Linked DNA regions of Mus musculus: region 2 is linked to region 1. Evidence: chromatin loops called from intact Hi-C (ENCODE). Cell type or tissue: heart. All regions are shown on one strand. Links, peaks and the distances in the headings refer to the core of each region. The heading gives the core; the rest is flanking DNA. Region 1 has its middle 45 kb from the start of Gm46023. Region 2 has its middle 9.6 kb from the start of Smim38.

Region 1 (12,254 bases), core at 2,109-10,108:
ATTGCCCACTCACAGGGATAGAATGAGGTAGAAATGAAGCTCTCTATTGAAAATAACAGTGCAGAATTCATGACAGTAGTATCAGAAAAGAACAAAGTCTGTGGTGCCCATGAAACTGTCCCCATGTACCCACTGTGGTGGTGCCAAAGACAAGAGTCTCCATGATGACCCGTACCTTCTTCCGCATCCGTGGGAGTGGGGGTGGGGGTGGGGACAGTGCATGTGCATGCCTGCTGCATGACTGCAATGGCCACAGAGGCCAGAAGAGGGTTGCAGATCCCCTGGGGCTGGAATTATGGGAGACTGTAAACTGCCTTATGGTGGGAGATGGGATCCAAACTTGGTTCTCCGGGAACAGCACCAGTGCTCTTAATTGCTGAACCATCTCCCCAGCCTGTATTTTTCATTCTTAATTGCTATTCCCATCATTCTGTAGAATAAAAATGGCTCCCAGAAGCCCAAAGACCATGGTAGCCAGTAAAAACCTGCAAACACTGTTGGGAATGAAAGGGGCCAAGCCCAGGCCCAGCCAGAGAAGACCCCTGATGGCTCCTGTTCCTCTGAACTCCAGAGTCTGGGACAGAGAAAGATCTAGATCCAGGGTGTTTCTGAGATGCCCCTGAGGAGTCCAGGGCCACTTCTTCCCAGGGAAGGGCCAGGTGTGGGTTCAGTTGCAAATCCAGGGCTAAGACCATGCACTCCACCCCCCGTACACATACACGTCTACTCTGCATCTCTCAGATTAGCTAACGTACACTGTATTCTATTTCCTTCTAGCAGTATTTGTAAGAAAACCCCAGAGCCCTGCCAGCCTTGGCTAACCCTCCTGATAGGGGCAATCCAGGATGGCCCCAGGTCATGTGATCTCCTTTTCTCTGGCCCAGAGTCTGGAGGGGTAGGAGGACAAATGGAAGAACAAATGGAGGGGAACTTCAGTCCAGTTTCTCCTCCCAGGAGTGGCCTCTCTGCTGTCTCAGGGGCCCTGGGTGTCACTACCATAATGAGTGTTAACTCATCACAGCTTCATGCTGATTCTTGGACCACCATGACTGTGTTAAGGCTCCACCCCAGAGCTTCTGATTCTAGCATCTGGGCCATTCATCAAAGGACAGGAAAACAGAAAAGCCATCTCAATCAGGAGAGGCCTAAGCTGGTGGTAAGGAAAGCCCCATGGAGGTATGAGCATGTGAGGGGAGTTGCCGGAGGTGGGGAGGGGGTGTGTGGTGTGATGTGAGGAGATGACGGCCAAGGAAGAAGGGGGCAGGGGAGGCCAGGTAGAAGGTACTGGCACATGTAAAGGCTCAAATGCATGTGAAAGCCAGGAGTACTGAAGCCCTGAGGCCATCTAGGAGATGGGACGAGGGACTGTTGGGAGCTAGTAGGGAGAGGTGGGCTAGAGCTGGACCGGTGCAGGAGGAGCCAGGGCTCAGATGAGCATAGGTGCCTGGCTTTGGCCTGTAGTAAGTAGATGGTGGTGCAGACTTCCCTTGTTTCAGGACTGGCTTCCAGGGGCTCCCTGGACTAGGAATCAGGCGTTCCTGTCTGCCAGGGGATCAGCAGAAAGATAGACCACCCTTCCAAGGCCCTGGGGTCTTGGGGCTCTGGGGCCATCCTGGATTGCCCCTATCAGGAGGGTTAGCCAAGGCTGGCAGGGCTCTGGGGTTTTCTTACAAATACTGCTAGAAGGAAATAGAGCAGGAGGATGGCCATTCCAACTCAGTCTCCCGGCTCTGTGTGGGAGCCACAGCAGCCCCAAGCCCAGCCCTGAGACAACATGTGAGGCAGAGGTGGAAGGAAGAGACTGAAATTGCCTCTGGCCTACTAGAAGCACAAGATTGGGTCCCTTTTGCCCCAGGATCCTTCCATCACTCCTGATTGTTTCAAGCTTCCAGCTACTAGGAACAGGGCTGGGGCCTACGGAACCTCAGCAGGACATGGGACCAGTATGTGTATATGGATGTGTGTGTATGGATGGGCATCTGTGCATTTTAGGGGGAGGTGTGTTTCTCTGTCTGTCTATCTCTGTCGGATGTACATGCATGCACATCAGTGTGTGAAGTCAGAGGTCACTGTCAGGTGTCTTTTCTTTTGTGTGACACCTTATTTTTCCAGACAGGATCTTTCACTGACTTGGCTGACAGACTGTTAGTCAGCATGCTCCAGGGACCCTTCTGCCTTCACCCCTCTACCCTTGGCCCCCAGCTCACTGAATGGCTAGACCAGTTGCCCAGCAAGCTCCAGGGTCTGCCTATCTCTATCCCTCAAGGCCTGCCACTACCCACTGCTGGGAGTCTGAACAAAAGCCCTCACCTTGCAAGGCCAGCACTTAGCCCACTGAGAGCCTTCTCCCCAGCCCCTGTGGCCTTGGGGATTTTTGTGAATGAAACTTAAGCTGAGCTTCCTGCCGCTGGCCACGCCCTGCTGCTCTGCCTTGACCACTGTATAACCTCAGGGGAAAGACGGCAGAGGGAACTTCAAAACGAAAGTGTGAGTCACAGACAAGGGGGAAAAAAGGAAAAGGACATTCTTTAGTTTCCAGAGCCAGGGCTCCAGCAGTGGCTTGCAAATATGACCTGTTCATTGCATTGCTCCTGTGATCCCCTCCAGCCCCATGTGCACAGGGAAGAGCTGCCTACTCCCCATCTCTGTCTGGGACACTTGGCAGGGTGGCTAGGCGTCCTTGCGGCCAAGCACCGATAGGTAAGCAGTTAGTAAATAACTGCAATAAACCAGGTAAGAGCTGTGGCCTGGCCAGTAGGATCCCCCCCACCCGCATTGTGGGAGGCAACAGAAGCAGGGTCTTGGGTTGCTGTTGGCTTGGGTTGCAGGGCCAGCCAGGCTTTTCAGGCAGAACGCAACGCTGAACCTCCTAGGAGGAGACAGGACTTCGAGTGGAGCAGAGGGCAGGCAGCAGAAGAGTTGCAGATGGCTAAAAGAAAGTTCAGCAAGCCCACAACAAGGACTTGGATCAGGCAGGACACACATTGGGGAGGCCCATCAAGCCCGAGCCTGCCTTGTGAGCCCCCGGATTGTCAGGGCAGAGAGGAAAACTGCTGCGTGCTTTATAGACTTTGGGGAAGTCACAGGCTCCACTTGCTTGGGGGAGGCAGGAAACCCCCTCCACCCAGGCGTCTGCCAGAGCACCCGCAGGCTTCCTCTTGTCTCTGTCCCCCTCCCCAGCACCTCTTCCCCTGAACAGCTTCCCTCTCCTGGCCCTGCTGTCCCTTTAAAGGAACTTGAATCAGAGTTGAGAATGATGGTGACTCAGGGTGGAAGGGGTGGTCACTTGCACTGGCCAGTGGCCAGGACTGCAGCGCGAAAGGAAGCCGAGCAACCGCAGCTGCCTGTGTGTGCGCCCCTGAGAGGGGCAGAAACCACAGAACCCCGTTTGAGACTCCACCACGTTGGAACTTGTGTGATGAAGTTACCCCTCACAATGGGGGCATTCAGGGTCCACCCGCGCCTGCAGGGCTGGGGCCTGTTCCTCAGGCCAGCTGATGGTGATGTCATCTTCCGTTAGGAGGTTCTCCCCCCCCCCAACTCTGTTGACTAGGGACTTAAAAAAATGCACCAGGAAACTCAAGTGCAAGCCAGGACGGAAGCCTTGGTTTTATTTATAGTTGATAACTTGTGTCCGGCTTGCTCCACGGGATGCAGAGCCTGAGGATAAAGAGCCCACAGGGGCAGATGACAGAAGGATTCGTGTCCTGGGCTACTGTGCTGTCTAATAACAAGTATGAAACTTCATTCTGAGCTTCCCAGCAGCCAAAGCAAAGAGGGGACAGGGTTTTATAGTGTGATATCATAGAAAACCAGGCTGTGAATAGCTAAGGCCCTAGATTCTATTTTCTCATGGTCAGGACAGCCATGCATCCCTGCATAGCATCCAGCAGTGTCAAAAGCATGTTATAGGCCTGGCTAGGTGATGATGATTCTTCAGAGAGCAGGAGCCATACTTGCCTTCCTGTGCACATGACAGACATTACTAATGGATTGCAGCACTCTTTCCCCTAGCCAGCTTCTGCCTCAGAGCCCCAATTCTGCAGTTCTTCAGGGAACACTACCAAAGGCCAGCACAGAACTAGAGACTGCTGAGCTTGTGACCAGCTGAGAAAGTTCTGGGAGGGCCCAGATCTGGAACATTGCTAGCACCTGGCTCATGCCTATATATAGTAGATGCCAAGGGAAAAACTGTCAGTTAAAGACAGAAAGGGGAAGGAGCCAAGGTTGGTGGAGAACTCAGTATCATCCTGAGGGTGAGGCAAGGCTGTGCATGAGCTACACAGGAAGTTATCAGTGAGGACATGGATCTTGAAAAGAAACCCTGACAGAAGCTAGGAATGCAGTGGCCCAGTCTGGTCTGGCTTCCAGCTGCAAGTGCTAGCACTCCACAGGGCCCATGAATCTCATGAGGCTGGGACTGTGGGGGTCAGAGGTAGTCATAGCTGGGTCATGTGCCCATGACAATGGCTAGTCCTTATCAAGTACTTGCAGGTTCCACAGTCACGGGTGGCATGCAGCCTCTGCCCAGCTCTGACACTTTCTCCACAGCTCTCCATCTTCTCTTCCCCAGGCTCGCCTGAGGTGCACAGAAGCTGCACCCCAGAGCTTCACTCCCAGACCACGTGCAGTCCCCCAGGGCACCTCTCTGCATGGAGCTCAGTCCATCTTCTCCCTCTCCTCCATCTGAGACAGCTGTCACCTGTTGCTGTTACTGTGTGACCGCTGGCTTTCACACTAACTGGTGGCAGTGCTCAAGGGCTTCCCAGACTAGTGGGAGGAACACAGGCACACACCCAACAGTAGCTCTGTCCATAGCACTGACATGGGGATGTGAGGGAAATAAAGACTCTGGGAAGGTGTCTGCCTGGGGCACCCTGCCTTAGGCTCCAGATGGTAACCGATGAAGGCAGAGATAGTTTGAGCTAGGCAAGCCACCCTGACACCGTACCACAGCCAAGAGGCACACAGCTCAGCTGTTGGTGACTGCCTGTACTCTACCTGGTGTGAGCTGGCCGGCTGCAGGTACAGCACCCATGGGGCCAGGCTATAGAGATATAAGGTTAAGAGCAGTCAAGTGTGAAGGAGAGAGACCCTGTTTGGTTATCTGCTCTCTGCAAAGCCCTCACTTTTGTATGGGGTGGGTTGTGGGGCTTCAGGAAGAAGAAACCATGGGTGGGAAGGACTTCCTGGTGGGCGAGCATTCGTGATTTAATGCAGTTCTTGGTAGAAAGGGCTCCTTTCTGCAACCCTTCCTCTGGGGTTAAGCCAGGCAGAAGTCACAGTCAGGTGTATCAGGAGAGCTGGGAGAACTCAGGTCACAGAGGTTCCATTTATGAGCAATAACTCCCAGTGACCTTAGAACCCTAGAGGTGAGGGGCCATTCATCCATTCACTCACTCAGTCAGTCAGTCAGTCATTCACTCACACTGCACCTTCTGGCTTTAAAACAACCTTAGCCAGTGAGGGAACCTACTTTAGGGCTGCCCATACAGCCTGCGGGGCTACAACTGTTCCCATCACAGATGGTGAAGAGCTGCGGCCCTCAGGTCTCATATGGGTGTGCACGGCAATATGGGAGCTGGGTGGCATAGAAGCTGCAGGCAAAGCGGCGGGATGATGAGGGGGTCCTCCACCCCAGCCTCTTGTTCACCTTCTGGACAGCCATGGAGACAGAAATCTCCATGAGTCCCACTGTGGCCTCAATCAGCAATCTGCCATCCCCATTCCAATCTTATCCCGGGCATCCCCAATCCAACGAGGGCTTGGCAAATACTTTTAATGTGCTCTGCCTGTTGCTAAAAGAGGGAACAGGGCAGGGCTCAGGCAGCCCTACACCCCCAGCTGCTCAGAACATTGTGGTGGCCAGATCAACAGACAAAGGTCAGATCCCAAGGAAACCCCAGGGAAGAAAGGAGAGCAGAAAGCATGTGCAAGAGCCCATCAAGAGCTCTGCGGCTGACACTGTCTGCAACCAGAGGTGGCACTGTAGCCCTGAACCAGCCAATGCTCTGCAGGGACTATAGGCCTCACGGGCCTCATTAGGGCCTGGCTTTGCCCCCAGGGCTGGGAACCCTGGATATGGCAGAGACAATGTCTCACTTCCCCCCTCCAGAAATGTCCTCTGTTGCTGGGTTTTTAGGATAGGAGATGAGTTTCCCATGAGCTGGTCATCTGGGCAGAAACAGTGGGAAGGGAGGATAATGAGGCTCAGGGACCAATCCAAAATGGAGGTAGAGAGATGGACATCCAGAACCTACCCAGTGTCTGGCTGCCACAGGAAGGGTGTGACTCCTTACAGGGAACACTGGGAATGCCTGTGGATGGCTGCTTTGGTACCCTTACCCAGAGAGGTAATGTGGCTCCTGTGTCCTCAGGAAGTATTGTTAGGCCTCCCAGACCCTACTAGACTGCTCCCAGAATTCTTCCTACTACAGGACCCCCCTTTCCTTCCTACTTGCCCATCAGCTCCACCTACTGGTTGCTCAGGGAAGGCCCAAGAGGCTTGTTAAGGGCAGAGCCTGATGTCTCAGTGTGTCCCCATTTTAGAGATGGGAGCAGAGGCTGAGAGAGAAGAGGTCACCTAGCCAGAGGGAGATGCTGGTCTGAGAACTCGGCAGGCTTGCCTCCCATAGCTCTTCTCTCTGTGGGATGGTGCCTCATCCCACCTGCGTCTACTGCACAATCCCAGAGTCCGGCATGTCTCCTGAGACTCAAGCACACTTTGATTAGCCAACTTCATGTCTTTGTGCTGATGTCTGCCTCTGTGACCCCCAACAGCCCAAATGAGTCCTACTGGGAGGGAAGGACATAGAAATCTGAATTTGTCACTTAACAATTCTCTCTTCTGTCTTCTATACTCAAAGTGTGTGCTAGACTAACTATTAACCAGTTGAGGAGTGGGGGTGGTGGTGATGATGGTGGTGGAGAGTGTGGTTATAGTGATAGAGGTGACTGCTATGCTGATGATGGTGATGGTGGTTAGGATGCTGATGATAGTGACGATCGTAATGGTGATGGTTATGGTGATGGTTATGGTGATAGTGGTGATAGTGATATTGGTGATGCTGTTGCTAGTGATGGTGAAGATAATGATGGTGGTGATGGTGTTGCTAGTGATGGTGAAGATAATGATGGTGGTGATGGTGATGATTGTGGTGATGGTAGTGATAATGGTAATGCTGATGACAATATGGTGATAATGACAGAGATGATGGAGATGCTGATAGTGGTAGTTATGATGATGATGGTTATAATGGTGGAAACAACTTGGTCTGAACATGCACCTATAGTGACAGAATTAATTCTGTCTACTCTTACCTCAAGAAGGAAAGTGAGGCCAAGAGAGGTTTAAGTCACCTTACAAGATAGCGGCTAAACCTAGAGGGCAACTGGCTGCGCCATCAGAGCAGCACTGACTCCACTCTGTACCGCTCTCTCAAAGCCTTGCTCACACCTCACACCTCACACCTCAGACCTGCCTGCATTCTTGGCCCCTTGGGGTTGTTTCTTGCTGGTCCTCAGTGTTATGCCTGTTACCCACACAGATTTGACTGTTGCTCTCGAATGTTCTTACATTGCAAAATAAGTCAAAGATGTAAAGTACAGGGCCCGGGTGTGGGTTCTCCCAGGGACTGAGGAGGGACAAGAAATCCCTCTACAGCTCTCCACACCACCTCTCTGATCTTCAGGGTGAGTCCTGGGCCCGCTGAGCAGCCTACCGAGGTGCAACAGACCTATGGTGTGTGCCCCAGGAACCCACCTGCATTCAGGCCTCTCTCTGCTATGCTTGGGCTCTGGATGGCACCTGAGGTGACTTCAGATGTGGGTGAGCACATAAACATGCCTCTGTGTGGATAGATGCCTGTTCTAAATCAGAACAAGGTGGTGTGATGTAAGGAATCTTCACAGAGAGTTACCTGGGTCATAAATGGCTGGGCTCTGCACAAACCTTTACTTGAATGATCTCATTTAGTCACCCAGATGCACTAGCTAGCAGTCTGTGTTATTTATGGGACAAGGCACTGTAGAATGCCAATCACTACCTTACGATCGCAGCTGACAGCTGTAGGAGCTGCAGCTGCTACTACCATTATCACGATCATGACCACCACCACCACCACCACCACCATCATCATCATCACATCACCTTTATCAATATCACCACCATGACTATCATCATCACAATCACTATCATCATCAGTAGCATCAGCATCACCACCACCACCACCACCACCACCACCACCACCACCACCACCACCACCATCAACATTACTGACATCACTACCACCACCAGCAGTAGCATAGTCAGCCTGTATCCTCAAGATTATCAACCATGGGAAAGCAGAACCGTGTTGGTCCCACCCTAGTCAGTCTGATCACCTGTGACTCTGTGGAAATGGGAAGCAAAATCAAATTTCAGTACACACTGGTGGGCAGAATTCTGCTGAGACAGCCCCAGATCTCACCTTTGATCCACACACACCCTCTAGCATGCAAATCCCCAGCCATGGTGAATGCCACGGAGTGATTGTCCATGATGAGAGTAGATTAGACAGCACTCACACAATTTAAGGAAGAAATACTATTCAGGAGGGACTGACATCATCACATGGATCTGTAGAAGGGGGTATCTGTACACATGAGTGTGTGCATGCAAACACACACACACCTGGGTGGTGTCAGACCCATTCCCATACACTCTGTGAAAGACAGCTGTAATGCTGGCTGACTCCTGGCAGGCTCCTAGTGACCTCCTCATTCTGAGGCATGGGCTTCATAGTCTGCTGACCTCCGTGCTCTCTCAGAGACCACACTGGTTCCTAAGCACTTTCACTACAGAGCCCAGCTTCTAGGTCACATGCACTTTGCAAAGAAGTGTCTACGTCACCACACCTGAAGATTTGTTGTACCCTGGGATAGGAATGGTGGCTGCCCAGAAACTTTCCCCCAAATTCTATTGCTTCTAAATATAGTGCCAATAAACTACCATGCATCCGACTCTCCCAAAGCTTGATTCAGCCTGGCAGACTATGTCTCCCTTAATCAAGTTTGTACTTTCTTTGTGGTTCCTTTCCCTGCCTGCCTTGACACCTGCATGGACCTCTCAACACTTGACTCCTGGCCCAGTGGGGGTCTCTTCTGGAGTGGTTGACTACCCAGCATTCTGGGGATGTTTTGCAGACTTGGAGCCAAGAGAGTGCAAAGGGCAGGATGAGCTAGACTCCCAGGCCTCTCTTGAGATCTCACAAGTTCCAAGCTATCAGGTGACCCTGAGCCATGAGACAGGACCATGTGGTTTCTTTTCTAAATCTCAAGGCGTATCACATATCACAAGCTACTCCAGTCCTTCATCATTTTCCCCTTGAGTGTCACTTCAATCTCAGTTTCAGAGCATGGACCAGCTCATGCAGAACGAGTGTCATGGCTGCCCAATTCTGCACATGTGAATCCTTGATCAGGCTACTACTGAGCATTGGTAATATATGCGATACGAACCACTCAGAGAGGGGGACTTGCAGACTTGTGACAAAATGCACCTGTAGCACCATCTATTTACACATGCATGAGCACCCATACACGCACACACCACATGGACACCTGTGCACACACATGCAGTCACATGCATGCGCCATGCTTGTTCATACACATGTATGCACACACAAGGGTAGAAGAGGGCTGCATGCAGCATCTATGGTCCAGAGAGGAGAGAAGCATGAAGGGAACCGACTGTGTCCTATTTGATCCTCCCTCTTTGAATCTAGGATGGTGCCTGCTCACTGCAAAGCTGCCCCAGTCCTGCTCACACTCAAGGCACCACCTCATTTCTTGCAGCCATTTTGGAAGCTTGCTTTTCTCCCTACCTCCCCAGTACCCGGGATTAGAGGGGTAACATTCCCATTAAATACTTGAGGAATCAGGGGATGGAGAAATTTCCCAGAATCTTTAACTTACAGTTGAGATAAAGTAGATACACACAGAGTGGTGATTGGAGGTAGAGGCCAGACTTTTCCAGCCTGTAGTCCCCCAATCTCTTCTCCTTCCTCTGTGGAATTCGTGGGTAGCTGAGGGGACTCGAGGGAACAGTCATGCTTAGAGGATCCTGCCTAATGTTCCCTTTAATTAGACTTGGTCACCCTTGACACAGTCTTGACTGACCACGGGTGAGGCAGACCCTTTCAGAACACCTGTCCACTGACCCTAAAACACCCATATCCTGCCTGCTGACCCCTGTGGCTCCCTCCAAGGGGATCTTAAGAGTGGGGTCTCCTGGAGCAGAGCCAAGGCCAACAAGCAGCAAGCCTGGAGCAGTCTATGCTGTGGGAACCTCAATCCCTGGAGGTCCCTCTTTAGAGAAGAGTGCACACGGAAGATGTTGGGTTCCTGCCAAGGGTTGGTGCTCACCTGGCTCTGCAGGCAGAATGTGATCGTGGCTGGAATGCCAGGGCAGCAGGCCCAACACTAAGGTGAGTGGTGGGCCCTGCCTACCCTTGGTGCTCACAGACAAGGATGAGGCTAATTTGTGACCCCAATACAGTGGGGCATAAGAAAAGTCAAGATCTGAGGATCACAGTTCTTTGTACAGGCCCAGACAGGCAGATTGGCAGGATCCTGAGTGAAGAAAGGTAGCTTCAGGTCATGGTGGCCACCAGCAGGCTGTGGGCACTGAGAGATAATGTCTGAGGTCTAGCTGAAGAGTCCCTTGCTTCCTCCAACCCAGAATCATCACATCCATCTGTCATCTACCTAATCATTTCCTATGTATACATCCATCCATCCATGCATCTATCCATCCATCCATTTATCTACCCACCTATCCATCCACCCATCTATCCATCTACTCATTAACCCACCCATCCATCCATCCATCCATCCATCCATCCATCCATCCATCCATCTACCCATTGTCCCATCCATCCATCCATCCATCCATCCATCCATCCATCCATTCATCCATCCAGTATCCACTCCATATTGTTGTAGGACCTGCTGACACAAAGGACACAGCAATACCAGAACTCCTTCCTGCAATTTCTTCCCGTGGAAGAAGCAGATTTTGAGCAGTTAAAGAAATAAGCCACTAATGAAAGTGTGACAAGAGGGAGAGATAACCCAATGGAGGGAATGTGACAGAGACCCACTTGGGTATAATATTGAGGAAGGTACCTGAAGAGGAGACTCAGGGAAAGACCTAGATAAGAAGAAGCTGACATCAGTAAACGAAGAAAGTACCAGTCAGGGGGAGCTGAAGGTGCAAAGGCCCTGGGACTTATTAGAGATGCTAGAACTAACATGGTGAGGCTTATAAGAGCCAAAGCAAGCTGTGTGTAGAGTTAGTGGGTCTGGGCTGGATTCCAGGGTTCTAAAGACTGTGTAGTGAGTGGACCATAGCAGTGAAGTTCAAGGCCAAGAAAACATGGAGACTTCCAAGAAAGGGTTATGGTGATCTCACTAAGATGCGTGGTGGGATGAATTTGAAAGGCTCTGAGCTGGAAGGACTGGCCTTAAGGCTAAGAGAGGTTCATAGTGAGACTCTGGGTTGGGTACCTGGATCCACAGTGACCATTTTCTGGGGGTAGGGGGTGGGAGAACACAAAAGCTCGAAGTGTGGAGATGGGGTGGAAAAACCAAGACCCCCAGGGCACATGGCAGGCTATCAGTAAACCAGACATCTAGGGCTACAGAGGACTGGGGCAGGGGCATGGAGTTCAGTGGAGTGGCTGGCTAGCTGCCTGTGATGAAAGTTACATGTGGTCCACACAGCTCCATACCCATGTTCCTCAGATACCACATACTCAGTTGGTCACACCCCTACCCTAACTGAGATAGTTTCTAGTCCTTCTGCAGGTGTGCTCATGGCTGCCCTGTGACTGGCTTTTTTTTTTTTTTTTTGTCCAGCTGATGAATCTTGTAGGAAGCTCCTGCCTCAGGCTCCCTCATTCAGGCTATGACAATGGTATGAAAGAGGCCAGCCTCAGACCAGCTTTGTACATGCTGGTCAGACCCTAGTGAAGCTTAGCTGACGAACACCTGCCATAGCAGCTACTGATGAGATGACCAGGAGAGGTGAGCACACACCATGACCCCCATATCACTCCTGAGGTGCACACTGAGCAAATGCACAAGACCCAGCAGGGACTATAAGAAGGGACTCTGCCAACTGCTCGCCTGAGGGCTTTCTGACTCCCAAAGGATGGGATGCTGAGTCCCAGAAAGTTGTAAGGAGCATGGTTATCCACATTTTATAAGTGGGG
Region 2 (12,254 bases), core at 1,653-9,652, 84 kb after region 1:
GTGTAAGACAGGCCACCCTCACCAGAAGCTTGGTATTTTCGATGGTCTGGCAGAGCACATGGCTCCTCACACACATGGCACCTCATAGAGTCTGTTTCTAAGGAGTGGAGTGCATGCGGGTGTAGCATGGTGCCCCAGGTACCTCAGGGATACATACTCTTCAGTGCTCGCCTCTCTTCCTATGAACATATGCTCAAAGCATGACTACAGCCAGGCCTAGAGCTGCTGTCACCAGGAGACATGAGGAAGGTACAAGTGATGCTACCTTGTCACCTCAATGTCTCTGTCTCACTCTGGGGACTAGCATACAGCCGTGCAAGGTCGGCCCTGTGCTGGGGTCAACAGAAAGTGGGCTGCTACTGGTGGTCCTCAGCCCACAGAAATGCCACCCATCAACATGGCACCTAGTAGCAGAGCCAGAGTGAGGGTCAGGCTAGGTCCTGCTCTGCCTGGTAGGAGAGAGTTCCCACAGAGGCAGGCCCATTGTCTATAAGCTCTTATCTGCCAAGGCAGACATCCCTTTCATAGACATCTGCCACCTCTTGTCTCAGCTAGTCTTGGGTTTCCACTGGAGGGAAAGGCTGGAGTTGGAATAAGGAGTTACAGCCAAAGAGGGCAGCTCTGTTTGCGCCCGGCATGCCAGGCATGGCTCCCACGGGCTCAGATGTCTAGCTGCACAGGTGGCAGCAGGGATGTGCCTCTGCTCCTGGGCTGCAGCACCTCCCCCTGGTCGGCTGTCCTCCACCCCTCTTTCCTTTCCCTTCCCCTTTCCCTCCTTTTTTGCTTCTTTCGTGTATGCCTACACATGTGCAGACAGCATGCGTGTGCTGGTGTGCACAGGTGCCTGTGGAGGCTAGAGGACATCATCTGTCTTCAGTCACCTCCTATTTTTCCTTACGTGTATTGTCTTTATTACTGGTGTGTGTGTGTGTGTGTGTGTGTGTGTGTGTGTGTGTGTGTGAGAGAGAGAGAGAGAGAGAGAGAGAGAGAGAGAGAGAGAGAGATGGGAGTGGGGGTCAGAAGACAACTTTTGGGAGTCACTTCTTTCCTCCTACTGTGGCTCCTGGGTAAGGAACTCAGGTCATTAGGCTTGGTTGGCAAGCCCCTTTACCTGCTGAGCATCTCGAAGGCCCTCTGCCTTATCTATTGAGGAGTTTATTGACCTTGAGGCTCACTGATTTGGAGAGGCTGCCTTGCCATTGAGTCCCAGGAATCCACCTGTCTCTCCTCCCTAGCACTGAGAGAGCTTTTTACATGAAGGTTGGAGATCCAGCACCGGTCCTCATGCAGCACTTTTACAGCTGGGCCACCTCCCCAGCCCTTCCTTCCTTCCTTCCTTCCTTCCTTCCTTCCTTCCTTCCTTCCTTCCTTCCTTCCTTCCTTCCCTCCTTCCGTCCCTCCTTCCGTCCTTCCTTCCTTTCCCCTCCCTCCTTCCCTCTTCTCCTTCCCTCCCCCTCCCTCCTCTTTTCAACAGGTATCTAGGCATGTCGTGGATTCTAACTATTAGTAAGAACTCTCAGTGATTCACAGGTAGTTTATAGTTCAAAGCTCAGGCAAGCAATGTCACAACAGAATGGGACTTGGCTCAGGGCTGTGGAGCCTATAGAGGGTCACTTACCCTAGTCAGCCTGACCAACTCACTCCTAGCTCCTTGGAAAAAGATCCTGTGATCAACGCTGACTACTAGACAGTAAAGGACAGGCAACGTGGGAGGGTAGGAGGAGACCACTGCAGAGGGGAGTGCAGGGAGTAGCTGAGAGAACCCACAGGGCTAGAACAGGAGGCTGAGCCCGGAAGAGGTTGCAGCTGAGCTCTGTCCACGGCTCCAGCTGGTAGGTGATGTTGCCTTCTCACATGAGCTTTAACCTTTCTGTCTCACAGGGGTAGTATCAGGACAAACTCACAGCTAATGCTTCTGCTGTGATAATACTGCTGGCAGGGTTTGGGTGGGGGAGTGGGTCATGGGGGTGGAGTGGGAGGTGGGGGGCATGGCAGTGGTGAAACAAGCTGGTAGCAAGAACTGGGGAAAGGCAAGATAGGCTTGTGGTCAGACAGACGGACAGACAGACGGATTGAAGGAAGGATGGAAGGAGTGACAATGACTCATGGTCCTCCTTTGCGACCTCAGGCAAGGTGATGGAAGGGCGACTGTGATGCCCACCCTCTGCAGATAGGGTGGGAAGAGGGCAAGGAGACCATGCAAACACCAACACCAACACCTCAGTGGCTCACATGGTAGGAACTAGGAAGTGGGGGAGGGTATGTAGGAAAGGCATCACAGAAGGCTTCTGTACTGGAGAATGATGGCAGAGGGCCAGGGACCTTGCCAGAAATGTGGCAAGCAGCAGCCAGACCTTCCCTCTACCGCTCTTGAGGGCCCTCCTCTGAGCTCTGATCCAGCCCACTGAGAGAAGACCAAGGAAACCCCAGAATCATCCTGAACATTCTATGATTCCTGACACAATCATTTGACAGGTGCCAGGCTGTCAGGAGCTGACAGCCAAGGCCCCTCCTTAAAAAGCAGCTTCTAAAAAGCATCCAGAGGCAAAGACTAAAACAACAAACAGAAAACCAGCTGTGAGACCAGAGGCTTTTCAGGAAAAAGAAACATCTGGAGGAGGGGCTGGGGTGTGGCTTGGCACAGTGACTGTCTAGCAAGGCTGAAGCTCTGGGTCCCATTCCCAGCCCAGCACACACCAGGTATGGTAGTTCTGTGTCTGTAATCCTGACATTTGAAGGCACAGGCAAGAGAAGTCATTTTAGGCTTTATGGTGAGTTTGAAGCCAGCCTGAGCTGCCTGACACTCTAGCCTCTAAGGCACCTATGCTCACAGGCATCCCCCTCTCCTCTATGCACACACACTTTAAAAATAAAATCATTTTTAGAAAGCAAACAGTGGCACTGTGCCTTTGACCATCCATGGAAGGATTGGCTCCTGACCCGAGGCAAGAGTAAGAGCAGAATGGGACCCCTTCCAATGCATGACTCAAGCCCACACTGTAGCCATTCTTCACATGGCAGCTACGGCAGCACCAGCTCTACCCATGGGGGAGGGGGGTGGACAATACCAAGATGGATGAGCTGGGCACAGAGCTGCAGAAGACCCTGGGAGTGTAGCAGCATACTCAATAGGAAGCTAGTGATGCAGGTGACAGTGCGTGACTCAGCCCTCCTTCTGACGAGCTGAGGACAGCCAGACCTTGCTTGGCTTGTCATGATCTTTATGCTGACCACATTCTAGGTCTTCTCTCTCCAGCTGCCTCTGCCCATGAGGAACACTTCTCCTTCTAGCTGCCTTTGCCTAGTTGGAACACCCCCCCTCCTCCAGCTGCTCCTGCCCACAGGGAGCACTCCCCCTTCCAGCTGCCTCCACCTGAGGGGAGCATCCCCCGTTCCTGCTCATCAGGGGCTCACTCTTCAGGTGTGAGCCCCACACCCCAACTTCACCAGAAAAGTCCTGCCAACACCAGAAACTCTCTGTAGTTCTGAGGCCAGGCTCAGATCACAGTGCAAACCTGCTGGCCCCTGCTGTGTCCCCACAGCTTTTTTAACCCTCTGTGTCCTTTTGGCCTCCCAGTGCTCTGAAAATACTGGCCTAGTGTTAAAAGGAGGACAAGAACCTTCACTGCCAGGTCACCTGCAGCCTGGTACCTACTAGTCATTGAGGACTGCAGCCAGCTCTGGGCTGTCTCTGAGCTCAAGGGAAGGACCAATTGCTGAAGAACAATTGGGCAGTCAGCAAAGGGATGCTGCCCTGAACATTGTGGTTTTCAAAAGGTTCTGGCCCATCCAGGTAGCTGTCAGCTTTTGCTCTGGGACTGTCCTCAGGGGTGAAAATCCTGTCTGTATCTAGCTCTTGCCATGACCTGCCAAGCCTCAAGGTGACTGTCCACAGACCCCTTGCCATTGATGATCCAGAGTCTAGTGCTAGGCAGATCGCCATGAGACAGAACTAAAGATGGTTGGCCTCTGAGGGGTAAGTCACAGCTTATGAATGGCAACTCAGCCCACTGGTCTAGAGACGGGAAGCCCTTATGTCTTGAGACTTTCCCTACTCAGTCAAACCTATTTGGAAGGCTGGTAGGAGCATGTGGCAAAGCGAGCATCCTCAAGCCCAGGAACACAGGAGCAAGGGAAATACAGCCAGGCAAGCGGATTCTCTAGAGCGACCCCCTGCTGGTGGGGGAAGTGACAGTGAGGCTGCTTTGCAGCCACTGGGCTCAGGAAAGCAAGACATCCTAAAAGGTCCACAGGGCTGGAGGGATGGCTCAGGGGTTGGAACTCTTGATGCTCTCACAGAGGACCAGAGTTCAGTTCCCAGTACTCACATGGGGCAGCTTGCCGCTGTCTGTAACTCCAGCTCCGTAGACACCAGAAATCATGTGGATGCACTTCTCACACACAGGCAGGCACACACTGGAAGGAAAGTAAAAATAAGGCCCAGGCCTGGTGGCACACACCTTTAATTCCACCACTTGGGAGGCAGAAGCCAACAGAGTCTTGTGAGTTCAAGGCTAACCTAGTCTATACATGAAGTACAAGTTCAGACGGGGCTACATAGTGAGACCCTATCTCAAAATGAATAAAATACAACACACAGCACAACCTCGGCATGAGCCATGTCTCTGGAGGATCTCAAATCCCCTGAGATTCACAATAACCTTGGAGATCATGCAGCAGAGACAGGCCATGGATCCACCCACCCTCCATCATAACCAAGATGTGCATCTACAGGCCCCTCCCGGAAAATCCATGCCCATATAAATGTGCTGCAAAGACAAGAACAAGGCTGCCCCCACGCTGCTGAGTTTCATGTGTCAACCTGCCAGAGCCACAGGAGTTCTGGGATATGATTCATACTCATACTTGGAGACTTTGAGTAGAGAGTCCTCCCCCATGTGTGTGGGCCTCGCTCATCAGCTGGAGCACTGAACAGCATCCAGAGCTCCACAGAAGCAATTTCCCTGGCAGATGGCTTTAGATGGAAAGTGGAGGCTGTGAGGCCACCCTGCAGACTGCAGCCTCCTCCATGGAGCCAGCTGACTCCACACAGGTCCTGCACATTTAGCTACTTATCTCCTTCCTCCTGCCAGCTAGCTTCCATCCATCTTCCTTCTTCTCCTGCTCCTCTCCCTCCTCGTCTTATCTTCTTTCCTCCATCTTCTTCTTCCTCCTCCCTCCCTCCCTCCCTCCCCTCTATTCTCTTACACTCTACATGTGTCTCCTGTAATTATTTCAGGGTTCCCTCCTGAATCTAAGGGACACCTAGTCAAATACTCTCCCTGCAACTCTGTCGGACCCCCTAACCCTTTCTCACACCACTGCAGTAGTCCAGCCCCCTCATCAGCCAATCACCCTCATGGCTCCCAGTACTAATTCTCAATCCAGACCTAAGGCACTTGTCTCCTGCTCCCCAGCCTCTAAGTCCCTGATAGCTCTCTCCTGCCTGCGTGTGCACTACTGTTCAAACTCCTAGGCAACCATCAAATCCCTCACAGTTTGGATCCAACCCGCCTTGGTATTGTATATCTCTCACCTCTCCTCCATGCATGCAGTGTTAAGATCAGCATGCCCAAGCTCTGGGAAACAGATGAATTCCCTGGGAAGCTGGTTGGCTGTGTTTCTGAGCCTCAGCTTTGGAGAGTCAAAGCCACAGGATGGCCAGGACTCTGCCCAGGTGATCTTTGTCGTGGTGGTGGTGGTGAGTTATCTAAGATTCCCTGCTGAGGGTCACTTCTTGATCTAGTCCTCTGGTTTTCAGGCTTTGCTTACCCTGCATATTTGACCCGGGGCATCAGTCCCTCACCCATCTGCCTCTCAGAACTGTAGTCCTCCCTCTCCCTCCCTCTGTGGGTGTGCTTCCCTGGCACCCTGCTGTTGTGTACAGCCCAAGACTCTCCTCCCATATGGTAGCTGTTTCCCCACATGGAGTTCTCCATTCGGTACAGTATGGAGCCACTGTGGGCAGGGACTATCCCAGCTTCCCAGTGCGCAGGGCTGAGTCTGCACAGGGGCCAGCACATGTTGTTGCTTGCTAATGGAGAAAGAGCCCCCATCAGCTGCTGGCAGGCAGAGGCCCCCAAGCCTTTCCTGACACCCGCACCCAGCAGTCGGGGGGATCCCTAGGCAAGCACAGCTGGCTTAAAAAGGAAGCACACAGTTTCAAAGCTCCCTCCACTTTATTTTTAGAACCTGTGACTCATTCCCAGGACCAGCACTGGAGGCCAAGCAAGGAAGATGCCTGAAGTCTGGGGCCCAAACTGGGCTGAGATTTCAGGCTGTGACTTCCTACCAGTGCTGAGATCTGTACTGTCCACACTGTCATTGGTGGTGGTACTTGAAACAGAACAGAGGAAAACCAGCACCCCCTGCCTGTATGCCCACAGTGGCTGCTGCAGCTCCAAAGGCTCCTGCTTTTCTTCCCTTGCTCTGTGTGACTCTTATACAGTATTGGGCCAGAAAGAGGGTTCATTAGGCAAAGGCACCTGCCACCAAGCCTGAAGACCTGAGTTCAATCCCTAGGACCTATGAAGTAGAAGGAGAGAATCAACTCCAGCAAGTTGTTCTCTGACACACACACACACACACACACACACACACACACACACACACACACACACACACAAATAAATAAATGTAACAAATAGGGTCTTTGATGCTGCCTCCTCTAGCTATAGTTTGAGACAGCTGAAGTGTGCCCCCTAAAGGTTCATGTTCTTGGTCCCCAGTGTGAAAAGGTTGCCACATTGTGGGACCTTTAAGAGGAGAGGCCTAGCCAGGCGTGGTGGCGCATGCCTTTAATCCCAACACTCAAGAGGCAGAGGCAGGCGGATTTCTGAGTTTGAGGCCAGCCTGGTCTACAAAGTGAGTTCCAGGACAGCTAGGGTTATACAGAGAAACCCTGTCTTGAAAACAAACAAACAAACAAACAAAAAAAGCGGAGTGGCCTAATGAGAAGGTATTAGGTCATTGGGAGTCCCTCCTCCAATGAGATTAAGTTTCCCAAAGGAGCCCAGTTAGTTCCCAAGGGAAATTGTTAACAAAGAACAAGGCTGACCCCTGCCCTCTGGTCCGCTTCCACGTACTATGGGATCTCCCCACTTGTACACTCCAGACATTTCAGTCATCCTTTATGACAGTGTCATTAAAGCCAAGCAGATGTCTGTGCTGTGCTCTGGAACCTCTGTAGTTGTTCACAAAATAGACCTCTTTCCTTCATAAAGTCCCCGGCCTTGGGTGTTCCATTATAATCACTGAAGGGAGACTAGGATGCTGTGCATATGGTTTGTCTCTATTTAGATGGGTCTGTCTGTTTAACTAAAATCTGTTATTGTCATTTGAAGTCATGTTTGTTTGCTTGTATTCCATTTTCCAAGAAAAGTCATCCAGTCAACTATAAAGTTGACTGCCTCTGCCTCCCAAGTGCTGGGATTAAAGGAATGTGCCATATGGCTGGCTCCTGGACTTTATTAAAAGAAAGGGAGCTGAAGACAGTGCCAACATTCATGCGGGCTACACATTCCTCTCTTCAGTCACAGTTTGAGCAGCTGCCACACCTTCCCTGCCCTGGTGGAAAGTACCCTCCAACTAGGAGAAAATTAATCCTTCCTTCTTTCCTCCGTCCCTCCCTCCTTCCCTCTCTCCCTCCCTCTCTCCCTCTCTCTCTCCCCCTTTCCTCTCCTTCCCTCCCTTCTTCCCTCCTTCCCATCCTCCCTCCTCCCTTCCTCCCTTCTTTTCCTAAGTCGCTCTTGTCATATTTTGCTGCAGCCATGAGTTAAGGAGAGAGCTGAATCTGGCTCTCCTGCCCTTTTCTCTGACTCCAGAAGATTTGAGGGTTTGCTTTGTGGCATGTTTTCTGCTTTATTTTTCTCCTTTAAAAAGCCAGCAATTTGGGATTAGTGAGATGACTCAAAATAAGTGTGCTTGCAGCCAAACTTTACAACCTGAGTTCAAGTCCCAGGACCCACATGAAAGTAGAGACCTGACTCCCACAGTTGTCCTCTGAGACACACAAACACACAGTCATAAATCAATGGTTTTTTTTTAATGTTTTTTGTATTATTTGTTTTGACAGAGATTTTTCACTATATAGCCCTTGCTGGCCTGAACCTCATTATGTAGCCCAAGCTGGCCTCAAACTAATAGAGAGCGACCTGTCTCTGTCTCCCAAATTTTAGGATTAAAAGTGCACAGCACCACCCCTATCTTAGTCAGGGTTTCTATTCCTGAACAAAACATCATGACCAAGATGCAAGTTGGGGAGGAAAGGGTTTATTCAACTTACACTTCCACACTGCTGTTCATCACCAAAGGAAGTCAGGACAGGAACTCACACAGGGTAGGAACTTGGAGGCAGGAGTGGATGCAAAAGCCATGGAAGAATGCTGCTTACTGGCTTGTTTCCCCTGGCTTGCTCAGCTTGCTTTCTTATAGAACCCAAGACAACCAGCCCAGGGATGGCACCACCCACAGTGGACTGGGTCCTCCCCTCTTGATCACTAACTGAGAAAATGCCTTACAGCTGGATCTCATGGAGGCATTTCCTTAAGGGAGGCTCCTTTCTCTGTGATAACTCTAGCTTGTGTCAAGTTGACACACAAAATCAGCCAGTACAACCCCTAACTAAAATATTTTAAATCTGGTATTTGGATTGTTGATTCAATCATTTTTAAGACAGGGACCTTCTATATGAAGATTAGGCTAGCCTTGAACTCACAGAGATTTGCTTGCCTTATTCTCTCAAGTGCTAGAATTAAAGGAATATGTTACTATGCCCAGCTCAACCATTTTTTAATGTATTATTTATTTTTATTTTTGAGGCAGGGTCTTACTATGTAGCCCTGCTTGGAACTCACTATGTAAATCAGACTGGCCTCAAATTCACATTAATTCTACTGCCTGTGCTCCTGAGTGCTAGTATTACAACCAGGTACCGTGACCCTGATTCTTCATTCCTTCTTTATGCAAGCATAGGCTTAGAAGGCTATGACTTCCCCTTCACAAACTGCATTGGCTGCCTCCCATGTGTTCTGATGTGCAGCGTGAGGCACACTGTCACCCAGGAGCCTCCTCTTTGTGTTCCTATGACACACTGGGCACCAGCTCCTACCACTATCACCACACTGTGATGGTCTGTAGTGTACAGTATATTAGTAAATTGCCACGAGTTGTTTAAGCTCATTGAAAAGTTCCCCCATTTCAGACCCATGTTTGTCTCAAAGTGCCCTCCAAGATCTCAAGATGGCTGCTCCCCCAACTCTGTGATAGGGAGGGACACAAACACCAAAGAACCCAAAGGACCATTCCCAGCAGAGGTTACTGATCCTTATCCTGCAATATAAAAGCCCTGCAGGAGAAGGGAGAGGCCAGAAGTCCAGCCATGGAGAGAAAGCTCCATCATGAACTCCGGCTGATGCCTCAACTTCTCTAGTCCATTTCTGCTGGATGATGTAAGAGTCCAATTTGGTGATCGTGGTTTGAATGCTTGGCCACTGTGAGGAGGTGTGGCCTTGTTGGAGAAAGTATGTCACTATGGGGGGTGGGCTTTGAGGTCTCATATGCCCAAGCTATGGGCATGTGCTCAAGTATGGCATGCCGCAGACAAGAACGACACGGACACCAAGGCAGATTCACGCAGCAACTTCTTTACTTGTGGCTTTTTCCCCTACAGCTCTCTTTCCCAGCAGCTTCTTCTTCCTCTGTCCTTCTTGTAGCTTTACTTACAACAACCTCTCCACTTCGGCAAGGGCAACAACAACAACCCTCCTATACTTGCCCCGACTGACCTCATCTCACTCCACACCACCTCATCCAATCAGAATCACACACGCTCCAGGCACGAGCTCAGGTCGGTCACAGATAGGCTGACAGGTCCGGATCACGAGGAACACACATGCTTTTTCAATACTGAGCATGCTTGGGCAAGGCAGTAATGTGTGATTCAATTACCAGAGCGCCATCTTGGCCCATTCAGCTGCACCCACTTCCCGCAATGGCACACAGTCTCCTTCTGCTGCCTGTGGATCAAGATGTAGAACTCTCAGCTCCTTTTCCAGCATCATGTCTGTCTGTATGCTGCCATGCTTCCTGCCATGATGCTAATGGACAGACCTCTGAAACTGCAGCCAGCCCTAACTTTCTGCCTTTATTTGAGTTGCCTTGGTCATGGTGTCTCTTCACAATAGAACCCTAAATAAGACAATGACCTCGTCTCTATCTGTTGCTGTTTGTCCTTTTACTGGAAGTCTCTCACCTGAGGACTGTGCTGTGACTCTCTGTGGGGAGCTCCAGCAGGCTGTCTTAATGGGATGACCCCAATCAGCAGTGCCTTGCCCCCTACTCCACTTCTCCTCCTCTTCTTCTTCTTCTTCTTCTTCTTCTTCTTCTTCTTCTTCTTCTTCTTCTTCTTCTTCTTCTTCTTCTTCTTCTTCTTCTTCTCTCTCTCTCTCTCTCTCTCTCTCTCTCTCTCTCTCTCTCTCTCTCTCTCTCTCTCATTCAAAATAGAAACAACTATGGTATAGCTGCCATAGATGATTCTCCAAATGCAACTGCCCATTGTAAACAAATACTTAAATTGTGCACGCCCTGCTAATGTTTCTAGTAATCCCATGGAAACTCACTAAAAGAAGCAGAAAAATGGACTTTAACATTTTATTTCAATGTGCCCCAAACACCACCATTTTCCTGCAGAACCCACATGAAGCCATTTCTGAGGTGCTGTGACAGAGTCTAAGGCACCCAGCCTTTGAGGTCACAATCACCATGCATCAACATTTGTACTGGTCACAGTTTTTTAGTGGTCTATAGCTACAGTTTTATAGTGGTCAGGCTACTCTTCATTTCCAGAACTTTCTTCCGACTGTCTGTGACTCCCAGACCCAATCCACCTGTAGGCCAGTGCTGTGCTGAGCCCACATCACAGCTGTGAAGACTCCTGGGCTGGGAGCATGCGGTGATGCCTTGTTGTGTTGGTGATTCTGTCTGTCGGTTTATGTGTTAGTCAGCTCAGAGCACCTCAGATAAGAAGAGGCTTACACTACAGGCTCTATTACCTCACATGCTGGAGACCAAGGTGGAAGTGTCCCAGCTCGATTCTCCTGAGCCCTCTCTCCTTGGCTAGTAGACAGCATGTCATCCCTGCCTCCTCACATGCTCGCCCTCTGGACACACACAGGCTATGTGCTAGTCTCTTTTTTTCTCTGAGGACACCAGTCTCTCGGGGTTAGGGACCACGTCATGTGACTTCAGGGTTAGGGACCATGCCATGTGACCTCATTTACCTTCATCATCTCATACAAGAGCCTGCCTCCACATTCAGGTGCTGAGCACACTAGGGATGAAGATTCCAGCATACGGATTCAGAGGAATACTATACATCCCGCAACAAAACCCCCTCACAGACCTGCTGCTGCCATTTTCAGCCATTCACTGCCCTCTGTGTGCCTGTGTCAAGGACTGCCAGCCATGAGCAGAGGGGCAGTCTCACGAATGTCTTTGACAAGGGCATATCTGTCTCATCTGGAAACTTTTGTGCTGGGACTTTTGTTTGGGGTGGAGGGTCTGGTTTTGTTTGTTTGTTTGTTTGTTTTGAAACAAGGTCTCATATAGCCCAAGCTAGCCCGAACTCACTAAGTAGCTGAGGATGACCTTGAACTTCTGATCTTCCTGCTTCTCCCTCCCAATGCTGGGATGGAAAGTATCCACCCACGATTCATCAGCAGATCACTGAGACATTTTTGAGGAGCCCCCAAAGAATCAAGGCAAGCCCAGGAAGGTGCCAAAGTTTGACATGTCTACCATCCTATGGTTCAGATAAAGATAAAACCAGTGTGCCCAGGGGGCCACAGAGACACTGAAGTACCCAAACCAGTCCCCAAAAGGCCAGAACAGGACAGAGTGGCCCAGGTCAGTGGCAGGGTATGGGGAGGGGGAGGCCATATGCTGTTCATTCTCCTCCAACTTCAGGCACACTGGGAGTGGGTGCCTCACACTCCTCCCAGAGGCTTCTCAGCCTTCACAGACTGACCTGGAACTGTGAGCTGAGCCCATGACTTACTTTTGCCCCAGCATTTACCACAGCAACAGTAAGGGGGCTAAGACACTGTGACCTTATTCTGGATTATGAGATGCAAAACTTGGGGTTCCTTAGGGACCACTTTCCATCTCTATTGACTGTCTCTGGACATGGAAGCCATGTAAAGACCCTGAAGTGGCTGCAGCCTTCTGGCAGCCACGAAGCCCTAAACCATGTGCCA

Evidence for each region. Peaks named below come from ENCODE experiments on the same cell type or tissue, not always from the same donor. Only the 100,000 strongest peaks of a DNase experiment are listed, where the experiment ranks them.
Region 2: it touches region 1 in a loop (2.0-fold over the local background); 5 of 42 quality-filtered maps call a loop at or near these places.

Annotation. Positions count from the first base shown.
Region 1 is chr7:145,108,384-145,120,637 of GRCm38, forward strand. No RefSeq gene overlaps it. Among named protein-coding and RNA genes, the nearest start is that of Gm46023, 45 kb to the left of the region's middle. In heart, for the core only: a CTCF peak has its summit at 6,492 (motif pointing left); DNase peaks (open chromatin) are centred at 2,418, 3,368, 4,228, 6,488 and 1 weaker place; H3K4me3 peaks cover 1,019 bases; H3K27ac peaks cover 3,986 bases.
Region 2 is chr7:145,192,368-145,204,621 of GRCm38, forward strand. It overlaps a transcript of Tpcn2 not described here. Among named protein-coding and RNA genes, the nearest start is that of Smim38, 9.6 kb to the right of the region's middle. In heart, for the core only: a CTCF peak has its summit at 6,383; DNase peaks (open chromatin) are centred at 2,324, 2,604, 4,874, 6,224 and 2 weaker places; H3K4me3 peaks cover 409 bases; H3K27ac peaks cover 5,689 bases.